Linked DNA regions of Homo sapiens: region 2 is linked to region 1. The links are chromatin loops, found by intact Hi-C in ENCODE. Cell type or tissue: A673. All regions are shown on one strand.

Region 1 (2,500 bases):
GCTAGCTGGGCAACCTTGGGCAGGCCACTATCCTTCCATGGGCCTCAATTTCCTCATCTCTAAAATGGGAATAATATTATTATTAACTTATGGGGGTTTGTGAATATTGAATGAAGTAATGTTTGTAAAGCCCTTAGCACAGTTTTCAGCTCATAGAAAGAACTCACTTGTTTGGTTGTTGTTGTTTTTATTATATTCAGCAAGATTAGCCCACTAAGAGTAAACAACGTGAACCACCTTTCACTAAGTTTCAAGAAAACAGTCTAACTTTGGAGGAGGGACCCAGTGTTATATTTATGAGTTTGACAAGGGAGTTCATTTGGGGGTCAGATATCAGGCAAAAGATCTCAGTAGAAATAAAATGAGTTTGAAAGGTACCTAAATTTCATTCCCTGTTTAGCCTTTCATGAGATGTTTTACCTTGGCCATTTCATCCTTGCTAAATCTGTTTTCCACTGGCGCATGGTCCCACATTCAAGATTAATTTGTTTCCACCTCTTCTCTCCAGGCAGTTTCCTCTGTCCTGGTCCTCTCTCTGGCATCCACAGGCCAAGATGGATCCCCTGCCCTGTGCCCATGGCCCCTGTGCTCTGCTCTGCGCCACTGTCCAGACCACATTGCAAGTTATTTTTCCCCTTTTGCTTCCCCTGGGGGAAGTGACAATGCTTATCCTGTTTTTTTGATGTACCCCAGCACCTAAGCACTGCCTGCCCACAGGAAGGATGCTCCATAAAGGCTTGAAGGAATGAATGAAAGAGCCAACAAATAGTTATTTTTTTATTTTTATGTATTTATCATTATTATTATTTTGCTGTTTGGAAGTCATCAGAACTCACACAGATGTCTCAGGTAAAGTGTGGGTGTCTTCCTCCTACCTGGAAACCCCTTCTTCAGGTGGACAGCCGTCTTGCTGATGGTGCCAAGCCCGCTTTCCCAAACCAACAGACCCAAAGTTTCCCCGGAGCCAGAGGGCACCGGGCGCACGGCTGAGCCTGCACCAATGTCTGTGGGCCCTGCCTCGCCCACCTCCTCGCCCTCCCCTCTGGAGCGCGGCTGGCCAATGACAGCCTTCCCCTGGCTCCATGGGTTTCCCCCTCCCCTGTTGTATCTACCCTGCCCCAGCTCTTCCCTGCCCACCCCTCGCTGACTCGCTTCGCTTCCCCGACGCGCTGGGTTCCCGGAGCGCAGAGCCCAGCGTTAGCGGGTGGGCTCCCCGAGGCCCCCTGCCCTCGCCGGGCTGCTCCAGGGTGTCGCTCCTCTGGCTGCTCCCGAAGGGGCTTCTGGCCCTGAGGACGGTGGTGCCAAGCGAACTTCATTTTTAAAAAGAACTGGTGGATGAGAAGAGCGAGCGAGGGCGAGCTATGGACCCTGTGAGTCAGGTGAGACAGAACTGGGCAGGGCGGCTGGCTGGGAGCAGGGGGCGGGGGATGCCGCGGCTTGGGAGAGGCGCCCCCAGCCCCTTCCTCACGCTTTGCTTTCTCTCTCTCGCCTCATTCCCCCAAAGCTGGCCTCTGCGGGCACCTTCCGGGTGCTGAAGGAGCCCCTTGCCTTCCTGCGAGCCCTGGAATTGGTGAGTAGCAGTGTGTGTGCAGGGAGGGGCGCCAGGCAGCCAGCTATCAGGTGAGGAGAGGTCGGATGGGGTGCTCCCTGCTCAGTTCTGCTCCAAGCCGGAGATTCAACCCTCAAGCCGGGGATTTCAATCCTGCCCCCTCCTAAGATGCCGTTCCAAGGTGGTGAGGACAAAATCGAGGCACCCTGCTTGGAGGCGGGAGTGTGGACGCATTTTTGCAGGGGCTTAGACAAGTGTCGTCTCACCTCACCGCTTGCAGACGCGCAGGGGCTGTGGAAAGAAACCTCCCCCTTGGGAGATAGGGGAGGGGGGCGCATGGAAGGGCTGCCGCTGGGTTCTGGCCCCTCACCTGGACCTTCGTGGGGATGAGGGGATGGGTGGAGGGACCCATAGTTGAGCGGAGGAGCCGGGAAGACTTGGCCAAGCTCAGAAAGTTGGTCAGAACTGAGACAGCTCCTCTGCGGGACTGGGATGCTGGAAGCGCGTGTTCAACTGCTCCGCGGGAGCTTCAGGGAGGGAAAGATGCTGCGAAGCTATTACAGACTGTTATAAACGGCGGCGGGTAGAGAGCAGAACTCCTTCCTTCCCTACTATAGTTTCTTTTCTCTGGCCACTCCTCTAGGGCTTTTCTGATTATACCCAGAAGAGCCCACCAGCCTGTTTGCCATGGCTTTCTTCAGCGACTGGGCTTTAGGAAGTTGTATTCCACTTCCGTGAAACCACCCTGACGCTCTTATTGCAATTTGTCTATGGGCAGAGGAGTGAGGCACAGAAACGGTTACCCACAGGGCCACAGAGCCATGTCAGTGTTGTTGGCTGGATGATGGTTATTCAGAATGAAATCTGCAGGTCACACGTTTCGTCTTGCTAGGAACTCCAAAAGGCAAGCAAACCTATCTGAATAGAAAGTTCAAAGCCTGTCATGTAGCA
Region 2 (2,500 bases), 65 kb after region 1:
TAGTTCATGAGAGATATTGGTCTTTAATTTTTGTTCTTGTAATGGATTTATCTGTTTTTGTATCAGGGTAACGCTGGCCTCATAAAATGAGTTGGAAAGTGTTCCCTCCTCTGCTATTTTCTGGAAGAGATTATGTAAAATTGATGGTAATTATTTTTTAAATGTTTGGTAGAATTTCTGATGAAACCATCTGGGATTGGAGATTTCTTTATTAAGAGCTCTTTAATTATAAATTCAATTTCTTTAATGGTTACAAGACTATCAAGATTGTCTATTTCATGTTGATTGATTTTGGGTAGTTTGTTGTTTTAAATGAATTGATCCACTTCTTCTAAGTTGTAGAATTTATGGGTTGAAAGTTATTTCTAGTATTCCTTATTCTTTTGTATGTGTTTTTAAATAATGATAAATTATGTTGATAAAATAAAAATGGGGATGATCAGAAAAGGCCTGCCGGAGGAGGTGATATGTGAGCTAAGGCCTGAAGGGATCAATCATGGAAAACATTAGAGAAAGAGCTTTTCGGGCAGAGGGAGAAGTTAGTACAAAGGCCCAGAGAAGGCGACAAGTTTGGCATATTTGAGGATGAAGGAAAACTAGCCGGAGTGGAAAGAGCAACAAGGAATTGAATCTGGAGAGGAGGACAGAGACCACGGGATGCAGTAGCTTTGGGTCATGGGAAGGCACTTAGGTACTGTAGGTGTGCTGCAACAGCTTTTCATGGTTTTAAGCAGGAAAAATCATGCACAGATTTATATTTATAAAAGATCACTGTGGCTGCTGTATGGACAATGGATTCTAGGAGAGCCGAGGAACATATTATGAAGATAACATTATGAAGTCATGTTATGAAGTTTTTGCAGTGTTCTCTGTAAGAGGGTGGTGGTGTGCATCCCAGGGGCATGGCACTGGTGGAGAGAAGGAGGCAGAGTGAGGACATTGTTTGGAGGTCCTGCCTCTATCCATGTTTGCCCTGCTGGACTGAACTCCTGGTAAGGACTGGGTACAACCCTCCTTTTTTTGTTGAGCTTCCAACGCAGCTACCTCTTTTTCAGACCATCTAAGTCCATGAAGTTTAGACAACATTCAGACTATCAAAAACCATCTCTGCTCTATTGTGGCTTTTCTTCGACAGTATAAATTACCCTAGAAGTTGTTTTCTGCAGGCTCATGATTCCCTGCCTAACTTTAAAGGGTTTCTTGAGAAGGCTTTGACCATTTGTTTTGTCAGAGGTTTGGGCGATTATTCAAAGTGCTGAGAGATAACAAGGGTACAGTTTAATGTGCTACAGATGTCTGGGACGGTGACTCAGGCTCCTGGCAGAAATCCAAGGCAGGAAACCTGCTGTTGCAATTCGTATTCTCTGTGTCTATGCCGGAAACGGCTTGAGCTGTAATTGCAGTTTATAGTGATGTAAATGCAGCCAAACCCCCGAGTGAAGCCTCACAGATGTACATCATTAGGAGAGCTCTCAGCCTCGCTCATATGCTGTTCAGAGGCGGTTCATTTGCAATCAGTTTCAAAGACTGTGGATGGGAAGAATGTTCTTTCACATTGTCTAGCTCAGTTTAAAATCTGCCCTCCTGACATTTTGATAAAAGGTAATAACCAAACCTCTGTGTTCAGCAGAATGTGCTTATAATAATAAGCCTGGCATTAAAAAAAGAAGACCCAAAGTATCAATAGCCCTTTACAAACAGAATACACAGTTTTCCATTTGACCCAGTTGTCTGCTGCACTTCTTCTCTCCTACCTATCTTATGATTAGGAAGGAGGCAGCCCTAGAGCTCACAAGTCAGAAAGCTCTGGATACAAATTTCAGAAGTGCTGCTTTTTTTTCTTAATTTTAATATAAAGGTCCAGGAACAAAGAGGTTTTCTATTTATAAAGTTTTAGAAATATAGGAGAAATTGTAAAATGTCTACTTAAAATATTTAATTAAATTCAATTCCTTATTTAATGTATTAAAATCCCTGTGAGAAACAGGTGCATATTCAAAAAAGATTTTTTTTTTTTTTTTTTTTTACAGATTAATAAGAGTAGTTAGTGTGTAAGGGAACCAACAAGAGGTAGTGCAATAACCTGGGATTTGTGTAACTGCCTGGTGGGTTGTTTTTGCCCACTGCACAGATAGAGTCGATTCATTGAGACAGCAGTATTACTGTGAAGAGAGTTTAATAAATGCAGAGCCGGCCAAGTGGAAAGAAGGGAGTTTACTGCACAAATCAGCCTCCCCACAGAGCTCCGAGGCTAGGGCTTTTCAAGGATGGGCAGGGGGCTGGTGAATGGGGGGAATGGTGATTGGTTGGGTTCAGCATGAAATTGTAGGGGATCAAAGCTATCTTCTTGAGCTGACTCCCTGCCTGGGTAGGGGCCACCAGACCAGATAAGCCAGTTTCTTGGTATGTGTAATGGGTCTGGGTGGAGTCAGTTGGGTTTCCAGAATGAAAAAGTCTGAAAAGTATCTCAAATACTAGTCTTAGGTCTTAGAATACTGAT

The links. Peaks named below come from ENCODE experiments on the same cell type or tissue, not always from the same donor. Only the 100,000 strongest peaks of a DNase experiment are listed, where the experiment ranks them.
Region 2: it touches region 1 in a loop (2.3-fold over the local background); 3 of 110 quality-filtered maps call a loop at or near these places.

What each region holds. Positions count from the first base shown.
Region 1 is chr3:63,277,173-63,279,672 of GRCh38, forward strand. It overlaps SYNPR (synaptoporin), which reads left to right and starts at 1,136. Exons shown (of 6, transcript NM_001130003.2): 1 at 1,136-1,379; 2 at 1,505-1,570. The coding sequence starts at 1,362. In A673, no CTCF peak of the experiment used is centred here; a DNase peak (open chromatin) is centred at 1,069; H3K4me3 peaks cover 1,415 bases.
Region 2 is chr3:63,342,546-63,345,045 of GRCh38, forward strand. All of the region lies in intron 2 of SYNPR (synaptoporin), which reads left to right. Among named protein-coding and RNA genes, the nearest start is that of SYNPR, 65 kb to the left of the region's middle. RefSeq lists an enhancer at 1,056-1,698 and a silencer at 1,248-1,542. In A673, no CTCF peak of the experiment used is centred here; DNase peaks (open chromatin) are centred at 1,356 and 2,216; H3K27ac peaks cover 2,357 bases.